2 separate regions of the Homo sapiens genome follow, and region 1 is linked to region 2. A link is a loop called in an ENCODE intact Hi-C map of the cell type or tissue named here. Cell type or tissue: heart left ventricle. All regions are shown on one strand. Links, peaks and the distances in the headings refer to the core of each region. The heading gives the core; the rest is flanking DNA.

The links. A loop is a pair of places that touch in the nucleus more often than their neighbours do. Peaks named below come from ENCODE experiments on the same cell type or tissue, not always from the same donor. Only the 100,000 strongest peaks of a DNase experiment are listed, where the experiment ranks them.
Region 1: a loop joins it to region 2, with 2.2 times the contacts of the local background. A loop is called at or near these places in 5 of 110 quality-filtered maps.

The regions. Positions count from the first base shown.
Region 1 is chr18:490,659-505,874 of GRCh38, reverse strand. It overlaps COLEC12 (collectin subfamily member 12), which reads left to right and starts at 5,174. Exons shown (of 10, transcript NM_130386.3): 1 at 5,174-5,367. The coding sequence starts at 5,361. RefSeq lists a silencer at 1-63. In heart left ventricle, for the core only: CTCF peaks have their summits at 5,521 and 8,720; DNase peaks (open chromatin) are centred at 5,014 and 5,799; H3K4me3 peaks cover 2,427 bases; H3K27me3 peaks cover 3,605 bases.
Region 2 is chr18:325,323-340,538 of GRCh38, reverse strand. It overlaps COLEC12 (collectin subfamily member 12), which reads left to right. Exons shown (of 10, transcript NM_130386.3): 6 at 5,309-5,797; 7 at 7,396-7,532; 8 at 8,762-8,871. Among named protein-coding and RNA genes, the nearest start is that of THOC1, 65 kb to the right of the region's middle. In heart left ventricle, for the core only: no CTCF peak of the experiment used is centred there; DNase peaks (open chromatin) are centred at 5,683 and 7,278; H3K27ac peaks cover 2,471 bases.

The DNA.
Region 1 (15,216 bases), core at 4,572-12,571, 160 kb before region 2:
AAGCTTGAAGAAGCTCTGTCTGTGAGAACTCTGAAGCCTCCTTTAGTCTGGCAGTGGAAGCTCTGCTGGGTCCTCCCAGTAGAGGATTCACGTGGTTTCTTCCTCCTCTTTCTTATTATGACCTATGTGTGTTACATGTATTTGCATAGTTATTGGTGTATGAAAGCCTTGCAATAAACCTTTGAAAGCATTTAATTAGCCATTATTGAGTCATTGTGAAACCTCCCACAGTGTTAAAGTAAGCACAGCTAGGCTGACTGGAACCTGACATGATAACATGGATACATGTAGTGACACAGTGCAGGAAATAGGATGTTTTCAGAGGCAGAACACGAGGCACAAAGCCTCATAGATGGGAATAAGCCCATGACGTGTGGGGAGACACTAAATAGCCTGGCTGACAGGGAGCAAAAGATGCTGCATAAGGAGGGAAGAGACAGGAATGGGAAGGAGGTAGTGGTAACCATGAACGTTGCTGGAATATTCTGGCGGCCAGCTGGAGAGGAAGCTTAGGGAGTGTCAGAGATCAAGTGCAGTGATCCCAGCAGGCAGCACAAATGGACTGTGGCTCTCTCTCCTCCAGTATTCTGCCTTGCCTTGATCTCCCTGGACTCTCAGCTTCTCTTCTACCCAAGGTGCCCATCAGGCTCTGCCCAAGTTCCTTTTATCACAGGCTGGAAACTCTCTCAAGGCAGAAAGCTGGAGAAACTACAGCGTTCAGCTTGTTTGTTTCCCATCTCTCATCTGTCCTTCGTGGCTGCTCTGGCTGCTGTGTGTTGGAGCCTGGAGTGGAGAAGGTGCCAAGGTGGGCGTGGGGAGGCCCTTTGGAAGGTTAGTGCAGCAGCTCAGATGGGCTATGATGGCCTCTACATGGGGGATGCAGTGGAGATGGAGAGACAGAGAAGTTTGAGATGTATTTCTAAGGTAGAAGCAGGGCTTGGTGAGGATGTAGAGTTGAGGGAGAGGGAGGAGTCAAGGGTGATTGGGCTTTTTCATCAGTATAAAGGTGATACTAGCATGGGGCTGGGGTGAGGGGAAGATGAGATGATGCTTCCTCCAGATTCTGAAACTTTAGTCTGAATGCAAGGCCTGGCTGCTGCTTCTGGGGGTGGGGAAGCTTGCCTGTGACCTGGAGGACCTGCAGGCCATCTTTGAGTTCAAAGCATCTTCAGCTCCATGGCTCAGTCCTTTCCAATCACATTCTTCTCTTCTTTCCTTTTCCCTTCTTTTCTCCCTGATCCCCAGCTCAATTCTCAATTCCTCCCAGAGCTCTTGACCAGAGAAATCCTGATCAGCTGATGATCTGCATGTGACCATGACCTTCCGTCTTCATATCCTCCAGAGTGGGGCTCAGAGGAGGCTCCACACTGAGGACCTGTGGGGCCCAACTCACTCTGTGCTGAAGGTGACAGGGTGGGGGGAGGAAGGCACTCATCCAGGATTCCTTCTTTTTTTAGAGATGGGTTTCACTCTGTTGCCCAGGCTGGAGTACAGTGGCATGATCCTAGCTCACTGCAGCCTCAAACTCTTGGGCCTAAGCAATCCTCCTGCCTCAGCCTGATGAGTAGCTGGGACTACAGATGCATGCCACCACACCCAGCTGATTTTTAAATTTTTTGTCTCACTATGTTGCCCAGGCTGGTCTTGAATTCATGGCCTCAAGTGACCTTCCTTCCCTGGCTTCCCAAAGCCCCGGGATGAGCCACCGCACCTGGTCCCAGGACTGTTCCTTAAAATTATCCTTAGAAAAGTTGCTAAGCCTGTTTTCTCATCAGTAGATCTATGAATCTGGCTCATTATCACAGCTGACATCATAGCCTTAGGGGTTTCTTGTTTGTTTTTTACCTTATCATTCTTCTGTTTGAATTTTTTTATTGTAGTCAAATATATATATTTATCATCTTAGCTATTTTTCAGTGTATAGTTCAGTGGCTTTAAGTATATTCACATTGTTGTGCAACCATCACCACCATCCATCTCCAGAATTCTTTTCATCCTGCCAAATGGAATCTTTGTGCCTGTGAAACAACTCCCCATCCCCCCCCCGGCAACCACCATTCTACTTTCTATCCCTATGCATTTTACTCTCTCTCTCTCTCTCTTTTTTTTTTTTTTTTTTTGAGATGGAGTCTCACTCTGTCGCCCAGGCTGGAGTGCAGTGGCGCGATCTCGGCTCACTGCAACCTCTGCCTCCGGGTTCAAGCGATTCTTCCACCTCAGCCTCCCAAGTAGGTGGGACTACAGGTGCCAGCCACCATGCCTGGCTAATTTTCGTATATTTAGTAGAGACAGGGGTTTCAGTATGTTGGCGAGGCTGGTCTCAAACTCCCGACCTCGTGATTGACCTGCCTTGGCCTCCCAAACTGCTGGGATTACAGGCGTGAGCCACCACGTCTGGCGGCATTTTACTCTCTTTTATAAGTAGAATCATATTGGTCCTTTTGTGACTGGCTTATTTCACAAAGCATAATGCCTCAAGTTTTATCCGTGTTGTAGCATGTGTTAGAATTTCCTCCCTTTTAAAGACTGAATCATATTCCACTGTATGGCTATACCATATTTTGTTTATCCATTCATTCAACAGTGAACACTAGGTTGTTCCACCTTTTGGCTATTGTGAGTAATGTTGCTATGAGCCTGGATGTACATCTATTTGTTACCCTGCTTTCACCTCTTTTGGGTCCCAGAAATAGAATTCCTGGACTATATGGTAATTGTGTGTTTAATTTTTGGAGAAATCACCATACTGTTTTCCATAGTGGCTGTACCATTTTACATTCCCACCAGCAATGCACAAAAGTTCTAATTTCTCCGCATCCTCGCCAACACTTATTTTGTTTTGTTTTTTTTTTTAAATAGCCATCTTACTGGGTATGAAGTAGTAGCTCATTGCGGTTGATTCAAATTTCCCTGACAATTAGTGATTGAATATCCTTCATGTACTTATTGGCCATTATATGTCTTCTGTGGAGAAATGTCCATGTCAGTCCTTGGTTCATTTTCAAATTGGGTTGCCTGTTTTGTTGTTGTTGCTGAGGTGCAGGAATCCTTTATATATCCTGGATATTAATCCTGTATCAGATATAGGGCTTTTGCACATATTTTCTCCTATTCTGTGGGTTGGCTTTCCACTCTGTTTATACTGGCCTTTGAGGCACAAAAGTCTGATGAAGTACAATTTATCTATATTTTTTCTTTTGCTGCCTGTACTTTTGGTGTCATATTCATAATTTGGGTTTTAAAAACGATTTTTTTTTTTCGGCAGGGCGTGGTGGCTCACGCCTGTAATCCCAGCTCTTTGTGAGGCTGATGCCTGCGGATCGCTTGAGGTACGGTTTGCGAGCAGCCTGGCCACCATGGTGAAACCCCGTCTCTACTAAAAATACAAAAATTAGCTGGGCTTGGTGGCCCACCCCTGTAGTCCCAGCTACTTGGGAGGCTGAGGTGGGAGAATTGCTTGAATTCAGGAGGCAGAGGTTGTAGTGAGCCAAGATTGTGCCTGGGCGACAGAGTGAGATTCCGTCTCAAAAAAAAAAAAAAAAAAAAAGAAAGAAAGAAAAAAAAGAAAGCCGGGCGCGGTGGCTCACGCCTGTAACCCCAACACTTTGGGAGGCAGAGGTGGGCGGATCACGAGGTCAGGAGTTCGAGACCAGCCTGGCCAACATAGTGAAACCCCGTCTCTACTAAAAACACAAAAAAATTAGCTGGGCCTGGTGGCACACGCATGTAATCCCAGCTACTCGGGAGGCCGAGGCAGGAGAATCGCTTGAACCCGGGAGGTGGAGGTTGCAGTGAGCCGAGGTCACGCCATTGGTTAGTAAACTCCGGGCTGAAAATTCATATCCTAAGCTCCCTTCAGGGATCCCCATTTGCCCTGAAAGACAAGGCTGGTGCCCCAGTGAGATCTGAAACATGCTCCAGGACCAGGACCCTGTAGTTTCATCAACTGCAGACAGTGCGGGGGAAAAAGCATTTCGGTCTTTTCATTTGTTCGTCATGTTCAAGGTGCCCCCTTATGTTAAAAAATTAAAAAAAAAAAAAAAGAAAGAAAAAAGAAATCTCCTGGAACGGAGAATCTATGAAATGTTTCAATATGTATTCATTTTGGGGCACTACCTTTTACTAGAGCAAAGAATCCCCTACTTAGAGGGAACCAATGGATTGGTTACACCGTGTTACCAAGTCCTCAGGAGGGCAAACTGAAAAGCTGCAAGCACTGCCCGGCCAGTGTTCGATTGCTTTTGGTGGACTAGTGCGTCTGAGTAGCCATCTGTAATGTCAACATGTGGCAGAAAGTTTCTCCGCACCTCCCTCGCCCCAGCTCCACTCACCACTTAGTGTATGTTTTAAAGCAATAAAGCGATGGGTCTGCTTAGAGGGGGTTCTAAAGAGAAAGATAAACACGGGCTTTATTAAGTATACAGCAGGGCAATGTGACGGGCGACCACGAAGGGAACTCAGGGAGCCTCTCAGCAGCCCGGCCTCCTTTCGTAACAAAACTGGAGTCAACCCGATCATTTTAGGGGCGCTGGGTGGAAGGCTGGCTTTTCCAGCCAAGGCAGGATGTGCTGGCTTTTTCTCTGGAGGTGTCCAAGAGCGCAGAGAGAGTGTCTAATGGTGACTTCGGATTCTGGCCACTCGGGCTCTCCCTGGGTGACAGAGAGAGTGTTCCCTGCTGCTTGGTCTCCTTCAGGCGTCAACCAGCGCACGCACTTGGAAACTCTGAACCCGGAGGACGTTCTGTACCTCTCCATGCCCCAGAGCCGTTTGGGGAAGGGCCCACCTTACCCCCCGCCACCCCCGGGGCACAGCAGCTCCCCATCCTCTCGCCCAACACTTGCTAGGTAGTTTGGGGTGTAGAAGCGACCCCAGCAGCAGCGGCACCTTAGGTGCTCGCCGAAGGTGAACGCTGGACCGCCCCGGGAAGGGCTTTGCTCCCGACTTCATCCCGACGCTGGTGCAACGGGAAAAAGAGAGAGCCCGCGCGAGTGGGGCCAGGGCGCGCAGGAGAGGGCGGGCGAGAAAGTGCCCGGCGAGGGCAGGCGCGGGCCGAGGGCGGGGCGGGCGCGGGAGGGCGCGAGAGGGGCGTGGGCGCGGCCGCTCGCTCGGCCGGGTCGGGCCAGGGGGAGGGGCGCTGGGAGAGCGAGAGCGGCGCGCGCGGCAGCCCCGAGGCAGCAGAGCGCGGAGCCGGGAGCGCGGGGAGCGCGGGCCGGCGGCGGCGAGGGAGGACGGGGGCGCAGACGGCCGGCGCGCGGCGCGGCTACCATGGGCGTGCGGTGAGCAGCCGCTCGGGACGACTTCCTCGGCTGCGCGGCGCTCGCGCGGAGCTCCCCGGCCGGCGGTGCGTCCCCACGGTCACCATGAAAGGTAGGGCGGCGGCAGCTCCGCGGGGCTCTGGGCGGGGGGAACGGGCTTCGGGGCGCGCGGGAGGCCACGGAGGTGCCTCCCGCGCGAACCTTCCCTTGGGCTGCGGGCCCGGGGAGTCGGGGCTGCCAGGGCGCCGGGTTCGTGCGCGGACACTGGGGGCGCACCCGGCTCCCGGGTCAGGCGCGGCTGGAGACCTCGAGGTTGGGGTTTTGAAGCGCGCAAGTATTCCCCTCCCCATCGCGTCTTTGCAAGTAGTTTGAAGCCCTAAGTCGTTGTTTACGGATTCCCGTTTCCAACTTTTTAATTGAAAAAACCTGCCGAGGAGAGTGGAGGCATCGCCATCCCTCCCGGTCGCTTTTCCACGCCGCAGCGCTCCCCACGCTCGCCCAGTCCTCTCTCCTCCCGCCTCTAGCCGTTTCCCGGCCCGAGCGGTCCCCGCGCTGGCGGCCGGGTGTTTTCTCCGGGACTGGGGATGTTCTCCGTGCGCCCTCGCCACATCTGGCAATGATTAGGTGCCCGAGGAGTTCAGCTGGCTCGGGAAGTGCATTTGGCATCTTTCTCCATCAGATTCACCGACTGGAAAATAGTTGCCCTCGGTTCCGCGTCCCTTCCACGTGCCCGCCTTGGGGTGTGCCCACTGGTGTTTTGGGGTGACACACCTCAGCTGGTTAGTCGCCCCCTGCGCGGTGTCCTCTGCAGGCCGGTTTATGGAAGTGTCAGATGTTATCGTACTTTAGAAAGAAGCACGAGAAGGACTGCAGGGCAGCCTTCTGTTTAGTGGAAACACGGAGATTTGTCAGCGGAATCCTGATTTATGTATGAGATAAGTAACCGCAGCGGAGGCATCAAAGAGTCGTTCAGGAATGGGCCCGCGTGGTGTTTACACAAGGCTTCGTGTGAGAGTTGCTGGTTCTGTGCTAGGATAACACAGCCCTGCGTGGGTGCGAAATGCCATCTGACCGCGGTCACCCCGCTTCCAGCCGCCACAGACCTGGCGATGCAATCGCTTTGACTTCTAGGGTTGCCGTCCGAGGGAGGCGCCCGGGAAGCCCCAAGGCGCTTGGAAAGTAACTTTTGGCTCTGGAAAGTTTTTTTTCTGAAGGGCAGCTCCCGCGGAACTAACCGGAGCGATGATATCCTACCAATTCACTCCCTTTCCAAGGGCGTTAGGTGTCCACGTCGGGAGACCTCGGGAAGGGAGGTGACTGATGGCCAGGTGAAAAGTGGTCTGCCCCAGGGAAAAAGAAACAAAAGACACGATACAACTGCCTACCTAGAGAATTTCAAAATGCAGTGGCTTGCTTTCCTTCTGTCTCCATCTCAGTTTCTCTTCCCTCATTTACATTCTAGGAAATACACACATTCCTTAGCTGGCTCTGATTGAGGAGACTCCCTAGAAAGGAAAGAATTTCACATGGCTAAAAGTTATCTGGGGCTCAGTTATCATTTTAGCCAGAAGTGAATCTTCTCTGCTGGTCATTAAGACCAGTGGTTTTTAAAACTTGGGAAGATTAACCACCTACCCACTCCATCAGCTCCCACGTGGGTTCTTAAACCCTGAAACTTTTGTTATGCTTTTTACTGGGTAAAGGACCGCTATTGCACTTGAGACACTTTTCCACTTTACATTTGCACTGGAAAACATACCCAGAAGTCCTAAACACATTTTTGGAGAGATTTATGCTGCATTCTGGACCAGATGGTGGCCTACCCGCTGTGGTCTAGCGCTGCCCAGAAGCCCCATACACTTTCCGCCCCAGTCGGGGAGGTTGATGGAGGGACGGACTGGTGAATCCCCGGGTAGACTAATCATTTTGAAGCCCTCTTTTAAAAACGAAAATATTCCAGCGGGGCGCGGTGGCTCACACCTGTAATCCCAGCACTTTGGGAGGCCGAGGTGGGCAAGATCACTCGAAGTCAGGAGTTCGAGACCAGCCTGGCCAACATTGTGAAATCCTGTCTTTACTAAAAATACAAAAAATTAGCTGGGCGTGGTGGCAGGCACCTGTAATCCCAGCTACTTGAGAGGCTGAGGCAGGAGAATCACTTGAACCCAGGAGATGGAGGTTGCAGTGAGCCGAGATCGAGCCATTGCACTCCAGCCTGGGTGACAAGAGCGAGACTCCGTCTAAAAAAAAAAAAAAGAAAAAAAATATTCCATGAGAGTTTTGCCTACCAATTATTACCACGTAATCTGTATTTATTACATTTGTCTGAGTGGTGGGGTGGGGACGGGAGGGGCAGTAATAATTTTTTAGTACCTACTAAGTGCCAGCCACTGTACTATATACACTACAAACACATTGCAATTAATCCTCTCAACAGCCCTGAGAGTAGACATTTCAATCCTAACAGTATAGGTATGAAAACTGAGTCTAGAAGAAATAGGAACTGGCAACTAGGAGGATAGAGTAGGCATCTAAAGACAAGCCTTGTCAGTTACCCCGTGTGGCTTGGAAGGCCCTAAGACACCAAATAGATAACCTCTGGTGAAGATGACTGGAAAAAAAAGTGAATCTGAGACAACTAACTAGCCAAGTAACCCACAATTGGTGCTGTATCCAGGAAGAGGTGGAGCCAACCAGTTGCATGTGAGGCTTTGGAAGCCTAGACAAAAACGGAAAGCTGCTTTTACCAAGTGGAATTGTTTTGACCATTTGCCATAGGGAACCAACTAAAGATTTTCCCCGGGTTCCTGATTACATCAAATAGTTGTTAACTCCCCGTGCTTCAGAAAGCCAACATGATAGAAAGCAACGACAAGCCTTGTAAATTCTTAGAATAAACGTGTTAATCTAAAACATTCTTGGCCAGGTGCAGTGGCTCATGCCTGTAATCCCAGCACTTTGGGAGGCTGAGGCAGGCGGATCACCATATAGTGAAACCAGCCTGGCCAACATGTAATGAAACCCTGTCTCTACTAAAAAATACAAAAATTATCTGGGCCTGGTGGCGCATGCCTGTAGTCCCAGCTACTTGGGAAGCTGAGGCAGGAGAATAGCTTGAACCCGGGAGGTGGAGGTTGCAATGAGCCGAGATCGTGCCACTGCACTTCAGCGCAGGTGACAGAAGCAAGACTCTCTCAAACACACACACACACACACACACACACACACACACACACCCCATTCTTTAGCCAAATTGAAAATCAGTGGACACCATAGAAGTTAAAGAAGTTCATTTGCAAAAGCAAATATTCCTGTGCAAGTCAGATGCCTTTTTAGGGTACCAACGTGACTTTCTAATTCTGATATTTAAACCTGGATATGGCCTTTGTAGTGACCAGGCTCTTGGAGTGTAATCCTGCATCTGCCAGTCAGTCACAGCGCCACCTATCTGTTGCATTCAGCAAACATCCATTTCCTCCATCCCTGGAGTCACAAGTACCAAAATAATGACATCATTATATATTACCCAGAAGAAAATGACTTTCCCCGTTGCTGCAGTACTTGAAGTCTTCCAAACTGATTAAAACATGAAGTTTGTTTTAATTTATTTCCAATTTCATTTTCAATTAGCTGTACTACACCATCAATCTCATGGCTTTTTGGATACATATTCACATTCTTGACGAAGGAATCTGACTCCTCTAGAGTTACGTGTGTCGTTAACTAAATCACATTCTTGGTTCTTAAAGTTGGGGATATTGGTTAGTTTCAGTGCAGCAGCACTTGTTGCCTAAGAGACAACCAAAAACAGCTGCCACCACCCGGGACCACAGAGGTCCAAACCAGTGTTATAATTTAACACAGAGAGGAGGCTGGTGCCATGAAAACACAGTGTTCAGCTGCTTATTTTTGTACTTTTGTGCATAAATATTTCTGAAATACAGTTTGGCAATAATATATTTAAAATGCACTAGTAAGCAGTATACTTCTCCCAAAGTTTTTTGGGACTCACAGTCTTTTTGCTTTTTCAGTGTCTCTCTGAGATTTCTTGTTCTTAACTGGGATAAGCAAACAAGCCTATAAAGGCAATTGCATTTAACATTGAAAGAGTCATATTTTCTAAAGGAAAATGGAAACAAAATGAGGCCTTTTTCCCTTCACTGATTGGTAATAGGGGCTGCCCTTCTCTGGGAGGCAAATTTACAATCTAATTATACTTTTGACTTTTCATTAGTTTGGGAATGCTTGACATTCTTAATCTGAGGTTTAATTATTGCTAAGTATACATCTTCTCTGTGGTCTCCTATGCAATTTCCCACGGTTGTTCCAATGGCTCCAACCCTTTGCCATGTGGCTCATCCACTGATAATGGGGTGAATAGAAAAAGCTAGCCGATGATGGCTTTCAGGCTATGTCATAACAGAGTATCTCATTTTCCTACTAAATGCCTATTCTCATTATAATATTATTTCAAAACAACTCTTGCAACCGCTGCCAAATAAAGTTAAATGGACCTTGAAGTATTAGCTTTCAAATGGGAAAATGGACATTTAAATTTTGTGATAGAAAATATGTTTCACCCTGGGTAAAACCAGCATGTGGGTAATCTCTCAGGGAGGCCAGCCTAACACAGACTTCCCTTTAATAATAGCTAACATTTATTGAGCACCTGCCATGCCAGGCATTATCATTTCCTCCATTTTATGATAGGAAAACTTAGGTTCAGAGAGGTTGTGTTACTTGTCTAAGGGTACCCAGCTAGTTGGTGGCGGGGGGGATCAGTATTCAGGCTCAGACTGTCTGATTCCAGAATCACATGTGTAATCTCTAGCCCAGGCTCCCTCCTAGCTATGCCCTAATAATGCATTCAAGTCCTACATCTTTGTGAAGTCCTACTGTGTGCTGTCACGCTCCACTAGATACTGAGTGAGCAACGTAGACAAGGCGCTATCATCCGGACTTAGAACTGTAATGACCTAGCATCAAAGGTCTGAAGGATTGATGTGTTCTTCAGTCAGCCAGTGGAGGAGACGCTCTAAACTGGAGCTGTTGCAAAGATAAAGCAGATTTCAGGATTGCTTCCCTGTGTAGCTTATCTTCTGGGAGGTTTTGCTTACCGCTGATTGAATGAATGTGGATGGCCCACTGTAGCCACCAACTCTGAAAACGGCCCCTACACTCGTCTTGCTAACAGGTTTGCATTGAGAAAATGAAATATTGTCAGAAGTGCCATTTTCATGAACAGACTGTAACCACCGGTGAGTGATCAGTAAAAATAATGATACTACTAAGTATTTTAAACCAGGAACAGGGAAGTATAGACATTTTTCATAGAAGGTTCATTCTTTACTGCTGACAACAGAGTTTCTAACCACACCAACCATCCAAACCTTAAGGGAAGTAACTTCTTAGTCAAGCAGTGATTTGATTTCTTTTTCAGTGCATGACATTTGAAGAACCAAAACCAGCATCATACCTCAAAAAGGTCCTGCTGATTGCTTAAGGGTGTTTTGTAATTATACAGCAGTGAAAGCCAATATAAACATAAATTAGTAATCCCAAATTAAGATTCCAAAGAGATCCTAGGAGCTCTCTTAACTTCTGAATTTGTCATGAATATTCCATCAATACTCTTAAAAATAGAAAAGAAATGCATTTTTCAGCATGGGGGTTTTAAAATGAAATACACTTATTGGACTTGGATATATTAAACATGACTCCTTTATGCTTCCTGAATGATGGGATATCATACCTCAGTATCACGTGAGGTATTATTCACTAGCCTGTGACGTTGGATGTTTTACATTTGGTGTGAAAAACTCACTTGTCTCTGGCTCTGTGGAAGAAGCCACATTTCTTTTGCCCCAGTCATTTTCTTATGACAGAGAAATGTTAGGAAACTAGCTGATGTTTATAAAACAATTTATTATTCAAAGGCAAAACAGTCCTACTTTAAAGTAGATAATATATGCTTTAAAATATAACCATCTCATAAAATACAATTATGTTTAGTGATCCCAGGTGTTGAATCCAATCATTTCTGTGTGCTGGGCGAGGAGTGTGGGCTCTGAAACCAAGAGAGCCTGGGGACCTCAGGCAAGTCACTTAACCCCCTGGGGCCCCAGTTTCTTTATCAATGTGATGAGGGACAACAATGGCATCTACTTGATGTTGTTTAAGGATTAAATAGTTGTTTAGAATGGTGGCTAGTATGTAATAGGAACTCAAGTTGTTTTAGTAATTGTAATATTGTATTATAACCTGCTGCTTCCTCCCAGCAATAAGTTAATTGCCAATTATGAGCCATCTATGTTCATTTAATCAGTGATGTAGTTTAGACCATGAAGGCAAATGTTCAGTTCTGAAATGAAAGTAATTTTCAAATTGCAAATGTGTTAAAACAGACCTCAGGGATAGAAGGAGTGAGTTGTGCTCCACGTGGGGAAGTATTAGTATTGGTTGCATTCCAGCTGCCGTCACTGCTATCATCATAAAAAATGCAGGGATAATTCCCAAAGTGAAGTTTGTAATTGTAGTAATGAAACAGTTTTTCTATTTGTTATAGTAGTGGTAGAAAATTGATAAATATGTGTAAGTATATTTAGATTACCTAGGAGCACTGTTTTTTTTTTAGTACTATTGCTCACGTGCCTACTGATGACATGATATTTTTAAAGATCTGTGTTTCAAATCCAGTGTCCGGTTTTATCCAGTAAGGATATGACATCAAGGAATCACAACATTAAACAAGTTTGTCTCTAAATAAGTATTCGGACAGATGTATGTATAAGTATGTTTTTAAACCATATGATGTCATGTCTATTTCATCAGTAGTATTAGTTTTCCATTAAGCTGTCATATTTCTGTTTTATTATTTATAATTGGGCCACCAAGTTCTAACTAGCCTTCATTTATTCTTTAAACAAATATTTGGTATTAACTTTCTGTGTGCAAGGCCCTCTAGAAATGCCAAATAAAATGAATAAAATATAGCTTCTGTGCTCATGGAGCTTGCAGTCTGGTAGACAAGACAAGACTTATGCGTAAACAACTGGAATCCAAAGTAGAGAGTAGAACATGCCCTGTTTGAGGTTCAGATAATCTGGCTGAAGACAGGGACATTTTCATTTGCAGGAGAGATTTGAATTATAGTTCATATTTCAGATTACATTATATTTCATATCTTGAATTATATTTCATATTACATTAATAGGGCAAGCAACATTAAAGAAAAATGTCTTAAAAGAGAGGAGGGCTGAGCCTGATGACTCGTGCTTATAATTTCAGTGCTTTGGGAGGCCAAGATGGGAGGGTTGCTTGAGGCCAGGAGTTTGAGATCAGCCAGATCAACACAGCAAGATCCTGTCTCCACAGAAAATTTAATGGGTGCGGTGGTGAGTGGCTATAGTCCCAGCTACTTGGGAGACTGAGGTGGGAGGATCCCTTGAGCAGTGGCACAGTCTTGGCTCACTGTAACCTCTGTCTCTTGGGTTCGAGCGATTCTCCTGCCTCAGCCTCCCAAGTAGCTGGGACTGAGTACAGGTGCGTGCCACCATGGCCAACTAATTTTTGTATGTTTTGTAGAGACAGGGTTTTGCTATGTTGCTCAGGCTCGTCTCAAACTCCTAGCCTCAAGTGATCTGCCCGCCTCAGCCTCCAAAGTGCTGGGATTACAGGCATGAGCCACCGTGCCTGACCTGAAATCTCTTAAGTGTGACATTTCAGTGTGGGAGGTGAGAGGAAACCAAATTCAGAGTCTTCTTGAATTGTGTCTCTTAAACTCAAAACGTTGGTCCAACATTTGTAAATAATTATAGTATATTGCTTTGGCATAATTGTTTAGATAATCTAAACAACGTTAATGGATTTCAAAACAAAAAGACGTATCGGTGTTATTTTTAAACCAAAGACCTCTTTTTTTTTTTGTCTCCAGAGAAATGGACAGCATTAGTTTTTCTTGCCAAATCACCCATGTATTTGAGGCCCTGCCAAGGCCCTTATTCAATTTAAGGCAGAGATTCAAGGCCTCATTCTGACTCTCTTATTAACATGATTAAAATGACTGGATGAGAATTTTCCTCATAGAAGAAAGGGAAGTGCATCACCTCCACCATAATCACCTATGAATGATGAATGCAGATGTCAAGGTTTTGGATGTCGTACTTACTGATTACTTCTAAGTTCTTGCAGTTGGTGGCTGTGGGGAAATCTGATTTAGCCCCCACTGCCAACTTAGGGGTAAAAGTAACAAAAACACCCTTTCTCAGTTTTGTTAGACTGTAAAGGAAGGAATAGGGTACCCATGCCTCTTTATTCTAAAAGCAAGTATCTGCCATTTTTACAAGCATCAGAATTGCAAGTTGTGCCAGAAATTGGAGTCATTTTATGTCTATAATTTTGACTTTTGACTTGAAAAAACTGTGCAATTGAATCAAAAGTGATCCCATTGTTGCAAAACAAATTCAGTAAGCAGCTGAGTAATCAAAATGAATCTCCTGTGATACTTTAAAATAATCTACAAGTATTTAAACTGCTACAGATTCCTTCATCCATTTGGAGTGAAACAGTTGAATGGAAGGCCGATCTAATTACCCCCCTACAAAATATCCTGAACCTCAGATACTTTGTTACGCTGCATTGAGTTCATTCACCAGGAGAATACATAATAACTGTGTTCCAGAAATGCCAAGACTGGAAAAAGGAAACCATGCGGGGAGCCAGGTTTACATTTGTAAAGCTATAAAACCAGGGCAAATATTACCGATACTGTGCTTAGGGACATATCAAGATAAAAGGACACCTTTCTTCAGTTTTTACAGCCCAAAATACGTTAAGATAAATTTTCATCAATATCAACCAGGTACTTCAGTGCCAATTTGCTGAAGCCCAAATAGAACCTGCAGCACGCATTACTCTTTTGCTCATCAAGCTTTCCTGTTGGTCCTTCCCCCAAATAGTCACCTCAGAATGGAGTTTTGTGTCTTTTGAAGCCAGATGATTAAAGTTCTAGGATATTTATTTTGGACCTTAAGGCATAGTAGCTTTTACCACTGCCTCTGTCCTCTTACTTCAAAGAAAATTCATATTTATTAAGCAGATGGTATGTGTTGGATGTTTTCCATGTGTCAGTTCACATTTCCCTCCCCAAAATGTGTGAGATAGGAATCATTGGTTCCAGCTTATAGGAGACTGAGAGGCAGACATGAGCTTATTGCTATTACAAGGTGGAGCCAGTCTTCAAACCCAGGTCTTTGAATTTCAAAGCCCACACATTACCATTAATTCTATCAGCCTCTGGTGTTAGGAAAGAAGTCTTCCAGATATCACAGCAACATCAAGGGGACATTCCAAATATTTAGCAACCCAGGTGACACACTGTGGAAGCCACCATTCCCATATGAAAGCAACTCCTTGGAGCACTGGTCAGTGGAGAGTGACTGTAGACTCAGGGGTCCTGATGGCCCCAGGGATACAGGGGCAAGGACCTGCTACAGTGGGTGGTGGTGACAGTAGAAACAGGGACAGCTTGCAGAAATGCTCAGAGCAGAGGCCATTGTTCTTCAACCAGCTGGTTTGGAAGCACTTAAATATTTTAACAACCAGTGATACCATACCATTTTGTTCTAAGAGTAATGACAAATGTACAAGAGCTGGGAATGGACCCTGGTCTAAACACGATAGAGCAACCAATGGGTACTCATATGTAGACAGCGCCAGTGGGCCAGCATGGAAGAGAAGTCTAACTTCAGCCTAGTCCCTGTCCACGGTCCTTCAGGCTGGCTCCTAAAAATGTCTGCATTTGCTATGATGTTTGGTTTGGCATTTGTTGGAAACCTGCTTTGTGTCAAGTATTGAAGGCTCCAGCTTCAAACTGCGTCTTCTGTGGTTTCAGGTTGAACTCCACACTCTGGCTCTTTGGGGGCATTTTCTGGTTATCTGGTTATCAGTGCTGGTTATCTGT
Region 2 (15,216 bases), core at 3,259-11,258:
GCACTTCTCAGGCCTACAGTTTGGTTTGCCAAAGCACAAACAGCACAGTGATTTAAAGTCTTCCATCCTCTTTGAACTGCTTATTTAGAAAATTCAGGTTTTCAAGGCTCCCAGAACCGTGGGCCTGGGGACCGTGGGGTAGAGGTGTCACTGACAGCACAAACCCCGGGCTGCTTGGAGCTCTGGTATTGTTCATATTCAGGCATCTCTGGAGCTTGTGACAGCTTTACCAGCCGCGTGGGTATCCTGGCATTTCAGAAACCCGAGCCAGTGAGCCACCCGTACTTGGCCTTGACATTGAGTTAAAATTTCAGTCAGTTTGAAAGCAAACCTCAAATGTCCTTCCACGTAGGACATCACATGTGTTTCCACATGCGGCGTTGCTGTTTTCTCAACTCTGAATTCAAGTTGTTGCTGCACAAGCTCATAAACACTCTGTTCTTTTTGTTTTTTTTTTTTTTTTTGCTTTCAGGCACTAAGGGTAGCTTCTATTTTATTTCATTATTTCATTTTATTTTCACCTTGACAGCTGCCCAATAAAAGATTCAAGTGCAACCTCAAAGCCTGAGATCATCCAGATGCTAATCAGCAGTGCCAGCATCCCGGGTCCTAGAGGAAAACCAACCCTGGCATTAATAATCTACTTTTTTATGAGGAGCCAGTATTGACTTTTTAAATGGCTTTAGCTCTTCTTCTCAATGATTTTTTTAAAGGAAAAAAAATCCAGGAAATTTCTAGCCTGTCTTAATGAGCCAAAGTAGATTATGTGAATCTCCTGATCTATAAGACACATAGAATATGTTTTGACCTAACCCAGCATCTGAGGGCAGAGAGTGCCAGCTCCTTTGTGGTTTTTGGAAGGCTGGGGCAGCTGTAATGGAAGACACCAATCACAGTGGGCTTGCCAGTTTAGCCACAGCCAGGAATATTAAGCCTTATCTGATTAAGAGAAAGACAGGTAACCTATTTAGGATAGATGTAGTACTTCGGATGGGGAAATTTGCTGGGAAGTCAATCACAAGTAGAACTGGAGATCTTTATCAACGGCAAAAACGTGCATTTCCCCCCGATATTTACTCCCTTCCTTCACAAGATCTGGAGATTAGCACCTGCTGAAATCTTGTGCTGTCTGTGGGATCCACGTTTGAGGTCATTCTTCACGTAAGCCACAACTTACACATTGACTGGGTGGGGAGATTCAATAGCCACTTCCAGTCCAGAGGAAAATAGCTGAACACCATAAACTACCCTACCCCAGAAAGAAATAGGATGAATGAAAAGCTGTCACCCCAGGTGAGGGAGGCCTTGGATTCATGTCAGGAGAGGAAGGGAGAGTTGTATCTTTGGAACTCTGTCACAAGCTAGAAGAAGGTGTTCTGGAAGAAATACAGCTCCCCCCACCAGCAGTCTGTCTGAGCAGACACAAGCCTGTGATCAGTCCCTCTTTCATGGTCACAGGTAAACTCATTTCCCATAACTTGCAAGGATAGCACCAACCCCAGATGTGAGTGATGGAGAAACACAAATTATCAGCAAAAAAAAAAAAAAAAAAAATTAAGACAATAAGGCTAAAGATTATTTCTTAAAACACTTGAATTTCCCAATATGCCATCTTCATTATTTGGATTTCCTAAAGTTCAACACAGAACATAAGTAAAACAGAAATAGTTGAGAAAAAAGTTTATTTTAATTTTGCAGTTACTCCACATACACTAGAATTTTTTGTTTTGTTTTGGCCTAAATTGTCAGTATTTTTTCCCTAGAACTATCCATAATGCTACGTCCATTGTGGCGGAACATACGTGACACCTTCACCACTATTCATCTCTGGGATGCTATTTCCCAACTACACAGAGGCACTAAGTTACTTTTTTAAAGGAGATAGATCTGGCAGCAAAAAGTCTACCTTCCCGATCTTTACTAAATGGCATAGGCTATTTAGGTGAGCCAGACCAGGTTAGGCAGAAAAAAAAGTCCAACTGTGGATGTGGAGACCCACTGGATTAATTCATGAGGGTCAGTAGCAAGGAAAGATGGATCTCCTTATGATTATTTCGTAGTGGCAGTCACAGCCCACCTGATACAGAGATTATAAGATGCGGGGCACCAGGCAGGTCACCCTTCCCCAAAAACCTGTCCCTACTGATCTCACCTGGGGCACAAATTGTGAGCGTTAGAGTGCTGGACTTTTTAACCATGATGCGCATGTATTTGATAAACACTTGCTTAATAGTGACTGTGAGCCAGACCCTACAAGGGGCTAGACATGGAGAAGGGTCTTGAGTAGAACAAACAAGGACTAAAAGATTAGAGAAGAAGAGAAAACTTCCATCTGAAGTGGCCTGGGAGGATGCCAGGAATTTTGCAGAAGGACATGGGCAGAGGAAATTGTCGGAGAAGAGATGTGTGGAAAATACAGAGGAGGATGGAATAAACACAGGCGAGACTAGGTTGGGAGGAGCCTTCATGCCAGACTGATCAGGTGGGGCTGCATATTCTTGAGCAAGTGGAGATCAGAGCTGGGCTTAAGGAAGACAAAAGTCAGAGTGGAATGAATGGAGAGGAATCACAGGTAGGAAGATCAATTAAGAAGTTACTGTGAACACCTTCCAAAAAAGACAGAGAGAGGTGGGAAGAAGAGAGCCCACACTAGGGTCATGACCAGGGTCAGGGCGAGGAAAAGAGGGTTGTGGCAATGTGGTGGGAGAAGGGATGATGGAAGGAGAACACGCACAGCAAAGAGACAAGAAGTTCAGCTGTAGACACGCAGGTTAGAGGTGCTGGCGGAACCTGAGAAAATGGACCCTTCACTAGCGGGTGCAAATAAGGACCCAGAGCCCAGGGTTGCTGAAGACAAGGAGGAGTCAACAGGAGCTGTGGGCAGAGGTCAGTGACATGGGTCTAGGTAGAAGTGAGTTCATCCCTAAGTCTTCTAAAGTCTCCCATTTATGGAGCAGATAACACTAGAAAGAATGCATTTAGGCCAGTCCTTGCCATTAGCGTAAACTCTCTTTACCACTGGAAGAGGGTCCTGCTTATAAATCTGTGAGCAAGATATGGGTAGCCTTACGTAAGCAAATTAAGTCCAGAGCCTAAGCTTCTGCTAAGAGAGAACACAGACGGATTGGCTTGACTGGGAGCCATGGATATTAGGGTACAGAAGACATCCATCAAGACCTGGGTTGGGAAGGAGACAGGGAGATCCCCCTACAGAGGTAGGAAGGTCCTGTCCTCAGACCAATGGGAGAGGGAGGCCAAGGAGCAGGAGGGATAAAGGAACTTAGGGTAGATCTGCCATCCATCCTCCATTGCTCCAGCACTTCTATCCTTCTAACTTTAGAGGCTTTCTGCTTCTGTAGAAAAAGTAAGGCCAGGCACAGTGGCTCACACCTGTAATCCCAGCACTTGGAGAGTCCGATGGGGGAGGATCGCTTGAAGCCAGGAATTCGAGGTCAGCCTTGGCAACACAGTGAGAGCCCTATCTCTACAAAAACATTAAAAATTAAAAAAAAAAAAAGCAGGCAATGTGGCACAAGCCTCTAGTCCCAGCTACATGGGAGGAAGCTGAGGTTGGAGGATTGCTTCAGCCCAAGAGTGCAAAGTTGCAGTGAGCTATGATCATGCCACTCTCCTCCAGCCTGGGTGACAGAGTGAGACTGTCTCTAAAAAAAAAGAGTGAGACTCTGTCTCTAAAAAAAGAGAGAGAGAGATTAAGTGTGGCCTTTTACTTATTCATGCAGAATTGTGAGATTTCAGAAACTCTAAGATTCATTCATTTCAACATCAGAAGACCTGAGTTCATGCCCCAGCTCCACTACTAGATTGTGACTGACCATGTCTTACTCTCCTTGGTATCTGTTCCTAGTAGCTAAGTATCCTCGAACAAATAGTTTGGCATCTCTGGCCCTACATGTCCTCATTTATGCAATGAGAATTCTACCGCACAGGCAAGGTCAGGTGGCATAATGTATGTGAAAGTACCCTGAAAATTGTCATTCACTATACAGTTCCTGGTAGGAGATTATTTGTGTGAAATTTCCTGTTACCCCTGAGAAATTAAAGAAAGAAAAACAATCCTGTGTTACATGGGCCTCTTTGTGGGATAATGGGGATGAGCAGTATTCGCTTTTCTTCCCAATTAGATGGTCCACATACCTTTTTTCTCTAGCCTACCTTCCTTATGTGTATTATTAGACTTACAAACCCACCCAGAGAGTTTGGACACCTGTCCACAATGGGCAGCAAAGTCCCACCAGGCTTTCCCACAGAGACCTCCCGTCCCTCTGAGCTGGCCCATGGGTGAGTGAGGCCCAGCCCTAAGGACAGCAGCACCCCCACAGCTTTGGTGGACAGCACAGGCATGCCAGCTGGGGTACAACAGAGAGGAAGCTTACAGGGAAGTTATAGGCTTGGTTATGGGGAGAGAATTAATACATCAATCTCCTTCAGTTCTTTATCCCACAATACCTTAACACGGTGCTTGTCATATAAGCCTTTAATAAATATTTACCAAATTAAGGACAAGAGGAAATAAGTAAGAGGAAATCCTGATCCTGGTCTACACAACTTTCCTGCTGATGACAACACAGGCCCAGGTGACTAAGAGAACCCAGTTTAATCATGTGAGTCACTGTGAAGAATAAGCCCCTGGCTGTCAGTGTCACCATGAAGGACATCAGTGGGGCACTAAAACGTTGTGCACTGTTACAATACATTCTAAAAGCTTGAAGAAGAAGGGTGAGCTTACTGAAGAACACACAGTATATTGGCTTGCTTGGGCTGCCATATACACAGTACACAGTACACGGACTGGGAGGCTTAAACAACAGACATTTCTTTCCTTACGGTTCTGGAGGCCGCAAGTCCAAGATCAAGGTGTCAGCAGTGTTGTTTCCTCCGAGGCCTCCCTCCTTGGTTTGCAGGAGTCCATCTTCTCCCTGTGCCCTCAAGCGATCTTTCCTCTATGTGTCTGTGACCTAATCCCCTCTTCTTTAAGTACACCAGTCCTATTGGATTAGGGTCACTCATGTCACCTCGTTTTAACTCGATGACCTCTGTAAAGGCCGTGTCTCTTAATAAGTCCCATCCTGAGGTGCTGGGGGTTAGGACTTCAGCATAAGAATTTGGAGGAGGACATAATTTAGCCCATAACAGTCTACAGTAGTATGATAAACAGATGGTCTTTCCCTGCTGTATATACTTTGTATGCTAGGTTTTTTTAATTTGGAGATTTTATAAGAAGAAAAATTATTCATAACTATCATTCACAGTGGATTTCATGTTGACACCTTTTTCTTTTATGCTTTAGGTCCACCGGGCCCCAGGGGTCCAAGAGGTGACAGAGGATCCCAGGGACCCCCTGGCCCAACTGGCAACAAGGGACAGAAAGGAGAGAAGGGGGAGCCTGGACCACCTGGCCCTGCGGGTGAGAGAGGCCCAATTGGACCAGCTGGTCCCCCCGGAGAGCGTGGCGGCAAAGGATCTAAAGGCTCCCAGGGCCCCAAAGGCTCCCGTGGTTCCCCTGGGAAGCCCGGCCCTCAGGGCTCCAGTGGGGACCCAGGCCCCCCGGGCCCACCAGGCAAAGAGGGACTCCCCGGCCCTCAGGGCCCTCCTGGCTTCCAGGGACTTCAGGGCACCGTTGGGGAGCCTGGGGTGCCTGGACCTCGGGGACTGCCAGGCTTGCCTGGGGTACCAGGCATGCCAGGCCCCAAGGGCCCCCCCGGCCCTCCTGGCCCATCAGGAGCGGTGGTGCCCCTGGCCCTGCAGAATGAGCCAACCCCAGCACCGGAGGACAATGGTAAGTCCAAGCCCTCCCTCCAGCCAGGGGGACAGGGCAGTGCATGTGCTTGAGACTGAGCCAACCCCCAGTGTGTGGCCCCACCCATGTTATTTTTGTTTTTGTTTTTGTTTTGAGACAGGGTCTCACTCTGTTGCCCAGGCTGGAGTGCAGTGGCGTGATCTCGGCTCACTGCAACCTCCACATCCCGGGTTCAAGTGATTCTCCTGCCTTAGCCTCCCAGGTAGCTGGGACTACAAGCGTGTGCCCCCACAGCCAGCTAATTTTTGTATTTTTAGTAGAGAGGGGGTTTCACCGTGTTGGCCAGGCTGGTCTCAAACTCCTGGCCTCAAGTGATCCACCTACCTTAGTCTCCCAAAGTGCTGGGATTACAGGTGTGAGCCACCACGTCTTGTCCCCCGCTGCATATTATTTAACAGCAAAGGCATCATAGGGGCTGGCACAGGAGCCCTGCTGCCAGAACAGGCCTCCATACCAGGCATGTGTTTCTCTCTAAACGCCATTGGGTTCTCTAGTGCTCATTTGTTTTATGTATTATGTGTGTATGTATGGGACAGGGTCTCACTCTGTCACCCAGGCTGGAATGACGAAGTGAAGTAGTGCAAACATAGCTCACTGCAGCTTTGACCTCCTGGGCTTAGGTGATCTTCCCACTCAGACTCCTGCGTAGCTGGGACCACAGGGGTATGCCACCACACCTGGCTAATTTTTTATTTTCCTTTTTGTAGAGACAGGGTCTTGCTATGTTGCCCAGGCTGGTCTTGAACTCCTGGCCTCAAGCAACCCTCCTGCCTCAGTCTTGCAAAGTGCTGGGATTCCAGGTGGGAGCCACTGCACCTGGCTCTTGCACTTGTTTATTTATAGGAGCCAGCCCTCAGAAGACAAACACAATGCAAAACATTTCCTTCAGGGAAGCCTGCTGGCCGCCCTGAGCGCTCTTCCCTCGTTTTACATCCTCACTCTGGAGATAGATGGGCTCCCTCGGTTAGCTCCATCAACATGTGGATGGAACCCTCTGCTATTGATGACTACATTTAATTTCTTTTTGAGAAAGGTGTTAGATGTTACGGTGCCTTCTAGTCTTTTGATAATTAAACCTTTGGCAAAACTCGAATGTTTGGTTAGCAACCAAGCCTATTTTTCTCTCCTTTGACCCAACCGCTATTCTACTTGATTTTGGTCGGTGAGGCCCGGGTTATTTTTGTTGATCCGTGAGCCCAGTTTTGGTGCTGGGTTCTCACATCCAAGTGTTCCTGGGTTCCGTATGATTCCAGACTGACGCTGAACATCTGTGCCTGCCCTGCTTCTTGTTGTTGCTTCTGTTATTTCTGTCATTGTGAAGACGGATCCAGACACAGAAGAACAAAGACCCAGTCAAAGATCTTTTCCAGATTATGTGGTTTTGGCTTGTGCTCTGCAGTCCACTTTGGGTCATGCTTGCTGCGAGCACGTCCGTGAACGTCAGCTGTGGGCCTCGTGCAGGGACGCTCAGGCTGCTCCCAGCGGGACCACAGTTTTGGCCTCTGAAACACAGCTGAAGAAAGGCAGAGTGCTTTCTGTGATCTTTTAATCAATGTTTTCCACTTTTGCATTCCTAGGCTGCCCGCCTCACTGGAAGAACTTCACAGACAAATGCTACTATTTTTCAGTTGAGAAAGAAATTTTTGAGGATGCAAAGCTTTTCTGTGAAGACAAGTCTTCACATCTTGTTTTCATAAACACTAGAGAGGAACAGGTATGCCTGCCACATACTTGGTTGGGGAAAACTATAATTTAAGGATAGTTTACATCTGGAAATTGCAGGCTTGTTGGGGATTCAGAGATATCACGAATTCCTAGTCACGTAAACATGGGAGGCAACATTACAGAGATTTGGGTTTCATCCAGTGGCTAGAAGCATTCGTGGCATTGGAATTGTATCTTCATGATTCTTCCTGGAAGATATTGCCTATCAAGCCTGGAGATGTGTGGCTCCTTCTGGTGGCTGTTGAAATAATTATAATGCAGAGAAGCTTGAGGGCTGCCACCAGGCACCTGTGGGGACAGAGAGAGGCATGAACACTGTAGGGATGGAGTGGGGTGCAAGGGACCACGCATGGCTCCAGAGGAGTCAGGAAGAGCGAAGAAGGCTGAGGAGGCAGAGCCCACGCATGCTAATGCTAGTGTCCACTCATTAGACCCTCTATATGCCAGGCACCGTGAGAGGCATTTGCTCCCTTGAACCTCACAGCAACCCTAGAACATAGGTATTATTATTACCCTCATTTGACGGCTAGGAAAACTGAGGCCCGGCAAGGTTTATGCAGACTGAGACCAAAACTGCAGCCCATCTAGCAACAATGCAGCGCTTTCTTTGATACCACACCAATTCCAGTGGCCTCCTCCCTTCTCCCTAAGTTATCTCCAGCAGACACAATCCTGTAAACAGATGTTTCCTGTAGTAACTGACTGGAATGAGCACACGGCAGACAGTGACCAAGCACCTGGGCTTTAGAATACACAGACCAGGGCCCAAGCCCAGCTCAGCTACTTCTCATGTTTGTTCAGTGGGTTGTTATAAAAGCTTGGAGACACACTGCGTGCAACACACTGCACGTGGGGCCCAGCCCAGAGGAAGTGCCCAAGAATATCATGACTATTCCTATGATTAGGACATGGGAGAAATGGGTGGGTGGTAGGAGGAAGTGGGACCAATGGACATTCACTGGGTTGTCTGAGTGATTTAGAGGAAGAGCCTCACTTTAACATCCGTTGTAAACTTGTAAGAGGAAAAAAGTCAAAGCCCCCCAAACAGCACAAAACAAAGCAAGTAGCAAGAAAAAAGCAGAAAGCAAAAGCAGGCTACACATTCTGACAACCATCCTCTTTTAAATTGTCCTTTTTTCTAAATGTTAAATAAAAGAAAAAGGCCTGAGACATCTGTTCTGAAAAATAGTCACGCACCACCCCTGCTTTGTTTTTCAGCAATGGATAAAAAAACAGATGGTAGGGAGAGAGAGCCACTGGATCGGCCTCACAGACTCAGAGCGTGAAAATGAATGGAAGTGGCTGGATGGGACATCTCCAGACTACAAGTAAGTACTCAGAAGCTTCCAGATTGGTGGTCAGGCTCTCACTGTTCTGTTGTCACTTCTTGCCCGACTCCCAACAGTTTCTTCCTTAATGACCTCGTGTCCTAGACGCTCCTCCCAAACCGGGGCTCCTGGTACCAGTTGCATATTTCCCCTGGGGAAATCGTGGTTGACAGTTGATACGCTGTCAAATAAGGCTTTCCTTTCTTCTTTTCATGGAGTGAATTTTTTTTCATTTCTAAGAAAAAAATCATGAAACTCATAAAACCACACAGCATAATACTTCTGGCCAAGTCATTTTCTTTAAATGCTATGGGAAAAGATGATGAAGCCCAGGCAACCTCAGGCATGTTCAGCGTTCGCCCCAGGCGTGTTTCCAAGGACTGGGGAGCTCCCTTCAGGATCACACTGTGGGTGCCCCTGACCCCTAGTTGGGCTTCTAGGCAGAGTGTGATTAGAAACTACAAATGAGTAATTTTCCTGGCTGGGCACAGTGGCTCACGCCTGTAATCCCGGCACTTTGGGAGGCTGAGGTGTGCGGATCACTTGAAGTCTGGAGTTCGAGACCAGCCTGGCCAACATGGTGAAACCTCGTCTCTACTAAAAAAACAAAAAAAACAAAAATTAGCCGGATATGGTGGCGCATGCGGGTGATGCCAGCTACTCGGGAGGCTGAGGCAGAAGAATTGCTTAAACCCAGGAGGCGGAGGTTGTAGCAAGCCGAGATGGCGCCACTGCACTCCAGCCTGGGCCACAGAGCAAGACTCTATCTCAAAAAAGAAAAAAAAAAAAAAAAACTACAAATGTGTGATTTTCCTACTCATAGTAAGTTAAAATACACTATAAACAAAGTTGCATTTGCGGGATAACCATCCCCTAGAGGTTTGAAGATTCCCCATAAGTTCCATGTGACCTAAGTTCTATGAAAGGAGCAACAAAGAATAGAATCACTTTGAGGTACCTTCTTGGATAACCTAGAAGTCTCCAGGGCCTCATCCTACCCTAGGGGGTGTTAGCTCCTTCCCTAATTCTACCCAAAGATCTAACAATGACTGTATTGCATCAGTTTGATTATCACATCTCCATACTCTGGCTTTGCCTCTGACGGGTGTGAAAATTGCAAGGAACTGTAACAAATGAAGCAGAATTTATAAAAAAAATAAAATTAAAAAAAAAAAAAACCCTCTGAGTAACCTTTAGTTTGCTGGGGACGGAGAGGCCAGACCCTGCAGGGCTCCACCAGGCACAGGAGCATCACCGCATTGGAAGCACCTTCTGAGAGCACTAGGCAAAGTCCACGGTGTGGCCTCTGGGGCTGTCCCAGGAGAGGAGAAAACAAGGGTGTTTCAGGCCTAAGAGAGTCTCATGGGCATGGAGGCCTAGCCCTGTATCAGCTGAGCAGCAGGGAGGAGGGTCAGAGGTGATGGAGAAGCCAGATCGAGTTTTTTAAATGTCCCTATGTGCGTGTGCATGTGCATTTGGATAAACAGGCTCTTTTGTACTTTCAAATTCTCCATGTGAGTAGGATCAGAGGATAAAGGAGGAAACCAGAATAAGGCCATCTCTCTTTTGTTTTTATTTGTTTGTTTTTAAGGGACAAGGTCTCACTCTGTTGCCCAGGCTGAAGGGCAGTGGCACGATCATGGCTCACTGCAGCCTCTTATCTCCCCAGCTCAAGCGATCCTCCCACCTCAGACTCCCAAGTCCCTGGAATCACAGGTGCACATCACCACACCCGGCTAATTTTTAAAGTTTTTGGATAGACGTGGTCCACTATGTTGCTCTGGTTGGTCTCAAACTCCTAGCCTCAAGTGATCCTCCCACCTTGGCCTCGCAAAGCACTGGGATCAGAGGTATGAGCCACCGCACCTAGCCAGGCCAGCTCTTTATAAAAAATAAACATGTGGCGAAATATTGATTTGGAACATTAGAAGATTTTAGGTCTGCTCTGAAGGTGAGCCTCAGACTGCCCTTAAGGGCAAGTGGATATCTGCTGCAGGCCTGTCAGAGACTCGTCGGCTCCTCTGCGCCTGTCCTGGGGAGAGGAAGGGGTACCCCCTGGCATAATCTGGCACTTGAGACTTTGCCTGATGAGCCAAGGAAAGTGCCCAACACAGCAGGGACACACTTTAGGAGACTCAAAACAGTTGCAGGAATCACCATCTAAAACAGTAGCTGTAGAAGGTTGGAGCTGGGGATGGGATGGGAGACAGAGACTGTTTTTTAAAAAAGACAAAATTCTGCTTTTTTGACAGCCAAGAGCGCCGGGGTCTTTTTTTTAAGAGAGTTGGGAGAAGCTGAAACAAAAAATCATCTTCTCCACATTTTTCACTGCCGTAAATGCACAAAGGTCTGGGTTAGACTCACTAAGAAATTCAATCTTAAGCCTTTCCCCAAGAAAAAAACTGGATTGGCCCATATGGAATGGATTGAGCTGGAACATTACTGTCTATGCCAGCTCTCCCAATGTGAAATTTTTCTCCTCTTCCCTGGGGTCCAGCAAGAATTACATGATCTGGATGGAGCGCACCCGCTTGGTACCCAGGACCTGAGAAGAATGACGTCACCAGACACCTTACTGGGCACCCAGTCCCCAACCACAGCCATTTTGGAGCCTCCCAAATCCTCAGCTTCTGCACCCCAGCCACCACACAGGCTGTGCTTCTCGTTTTCCACCCAAAGGAATACATAGGAACATAAAAATCCCCAGGATCAAATTTTAAAAGCAAGAATAAGTTAGACAGGCGTGTTATGAGGTCTCAATAACCAAAGGCTAATTTAATTTGACATGTAATAATAAACATTGCACAAACTAGAAAGAAAGCCAGTGCAGCCGAGGGAGGGAGTGCATCAGCTAGATGCTAGAGGGATCTAGCATCAGCAAGATCGGGGTTCTGGGCCTTGACCCAGCAACACTCAAAGCTGCAAGGCCTCGTGTGAGTTGCTCAACTCTGCAAAACCTCCATGTCCCCATTTATAAGATGAATTTTCCAAAATACCTATGTCAGTATTGTGAAAATAAAGTGTGATAGCTGTATGCAAAGCATTTAGTCGAGGGCTTGGCACATAGGAAGTGCTCAAGAAATAGTACCTGCTGGTATTGGTATATTATTGCTATTATCATCATAATTATTATCATATTAGTTAGCAGTTGCAGATAAATACTACATAGAATGTATATATTTTACAGTATCCTGATTGGGATGTCCACACAGTGTCTCACTCAAGTCCCACAACAGGTGTGTGAAGAAGACAAGAAAAACGTTCTCTGCATGGCCTGGGAATGGGGACTGGGCTTCAGGCTCTCAAGGGTCTCCTACCAGCATAAACCGCCCCAAATATGTCTCCTCCTAGTCAGACTCACTTTTACTCTCCTTGTCTTTGCATCTGTGGCCTCCAAGGATTGGCCCATCCACCTCCCTTTCCCCTGCCGCCAGCAGTGATTTCTGGAACAGATCATCGCAGGAGACGATTATGAACAATTATTCACCAACAAATTGGATGACCTAGAAGAATGGATAAATTCCTAGAAACCTACAGCCTACCAAGACTGGATCCAGAAGAAATAGAAAGCGTAGGCTGAGGTGGGAGTATCATTTGAGGCCAGGAGTTCAAGACCAGCCTGAGCAATAGAGCAAGACCCCATCTCTTAAAAAAACGAGGAAAAAAAAAGGAAGAAATAGCCTGGCCAGCCTAATAACAAAGAAGGAGATTGAAGTAGCAATCAGAAACCTCCCAGAAAGATAAGCCCAGGACCAGATGGCTTCACAGCCAAATTCTACCAAACATTCAAAGAAGAGTTAGCACCAGTTCTTCTTAAACTCTTCCAAAAAATAGAAGCCGATGGGCCTGGCACCGTCCCATCCCTTGCCCAGGCTAGGAAGAATTAAGTACCACTGCTTTCCCCTTATTCTTTTCTCCCAACACGCGTGAAATCCTTTTAAAACAGTTTGCAGGTTTTGTGGTTACTGTTAAAGAGCAAATAGACGAGGGATAAAAGGCTCTCTCCTCTGCGTCTCGGCCTCACCTCATTTTTCATGCTGAGACCTGGTTGAGAAAGAGAGTGCTGGAACAGACAGAAGGCAATAGTGACATGGAACAGAAGCCAAAGGCTTAGGGGACACACAGATTGAGCTCAGGCTTATTTCCCATGAAACACTCAACCTGACTTGCTGAATCTTATGGCTCTTTCTGCACCGCAGCAGGACAGGACCAGCTGAGGGGAAAGGGTGGCGTGAGATGCCACCTGCAATGGCCCGGACAGTTCCAAGGATGGGTCCCCAGATGCTTTGGATCCACACACCAATACAATTTCAAAAGAAAGACTGGCAGGGCCAACACAGATCAGCAGGATTTTATTTGCCAATTAAGGACAAGGCTTTTAGAAAGTACCAATCAGCAAATCTCAGCATTAAAAAAAATAATAATAAACCTATAATTATTTCCAAGAAGAGATGGCTGGCCATCTTACATTCACACACACACACATTGTCCTTATTCTTCTCATTTCACCAGGTCCTGTGAAAACTTCATTCTTGGCCAACACCCAGCCCCTGACTGGAGATTAGAGTCCATTGGCCCACAGTCTCATGATAACATTTGATGGATTATCTTGAAGTGTCTGCCATGAGCCAGCCTCTGTGCTGGCCTGCAGGATCTTTTCTGGAGTGTGGGGGCAGCAGTATGAGTGAGCAGTCGTCATTGGGATCATGTTTTAAAAAGGCAGGTTTCCAGGGCCATGTCACAGTCAATAGAACATAGCAACCCTAACTGTGGATACAGCAAAGAACAGGCCTTCAAAGGAGATTTCAACATTCCCCTCTCAATTACTGATGGAAAAATTGATAGGGATATAGTAGACACAATCAACTGACTTGACTTAATTGATATTTGTGGGATGTTTTACCCAACATCTGCAAATACATATTCTTTTCAGGTGCATGTGGTACATTCACCAAGATGAACTATATTCTGGGCCATAAAATACGTCTCAATAAATTTAAAAAAAAGCCAAAACTATCAGGCCAGGCATGGTGGCTCACGCCTGTAATCCCAACACTTTGGGGGGCCAAGGCAGGTGGATCACCTGAGGCCAAGAGTTCGAGACCATCCAGGCCGACATGGTGAAACCCCGTCTCTACTAAAAGTAAAAGACATTAGCCAGGTGTGGTGGCGGATGCCTGTAATCCCAGCTACTCGGGAGGCTGAGGCAGGAGAATTGCTTGGACCCGGGAGGTGGAGGTTGCAGTGAGCTGACATCGCACCACAGCACTCCAGCCTGGGTGACAGAGCGAGACTCCATCTCAAAAAAAACAAAAACAAAAAGGAACTAGAACTATATAGAGTATGTTTTCTGACCAAAATAATTAAATTAGACATAGATAGAAAAATGTCTGTAAAATCCCAATTATTTTAAACCACACATTTCTAAATAACCCATGGGTCAAAGAGAAAAATCACAAAGGAAATCTGAAAATGTTTCAAAGAAGATGAAAACATATCAAGATCTGTGGGATGCAGCTAAAATAGTATTTAGAAAGGGACACTTATAGTTTTAAATTACATATATTAGAAACCTTGTTTAAAGGTTGAAAATCAATGATCTAAGCTTCCACTTTACCAGGGTAGAAAAAGAAGAACAAATTAATCCCTAAGTAAGTCAAAGGAAGGAAAGCAGTGAAATAGAAAGACCAACAGTAGAAAGGATCTATAAAACCAGGAACATGTCAAAGTTGATCTTTTCCTTTGGGAGGCGAAGGCGGGAGGATTGCTTGAGCCTAGGAGTTCGAGACCGGCCTGAGCAACATAGCAAGACCCCATCTCTACAAAAAACTTAAAAATTAGCTGGGTGTGCTGGTGTGCATCTGTGGTCCCAGGTATTCAGGAAGCTGAGGTGAGAGGATCACTTGAGCTTGGGAGGTTGAGGCTGCAGTGAGCTGTGATGACACCTCTGCATTCCAGCCTTGGCTTTTTTTCTTTTTTCTTTTTTCCGAGACAGAACAAGACTCTGTCTCAAAAAAAAAAAAAAAAAAAAAAAAAAAAAGGCTGATCCTTTTACTCTTGGTGTAATGAGTATAGGTGTAAGCATGTGATTGGGAGACTGTCATTGTTAATGGAGGCTGCCTGCTAGACCTGCGGGAGCCGGACACATACGGGACCTGGGTACTTGCCCACCTGCTCAGAGCAGAATGCTAAGGGAGGTTGTTAAGGCCTCTCTTGCCTACCCTGCTTGCAGTTGCCCACCTTAGATCACCAGAGATGTGACAGTCTTCCTGAGAATCTCCCCAAACGCACTAGAAGCTCTTCTGTTCCTCTGTCCACGGGACCTCATTTGGTGGGAGTGTGCTG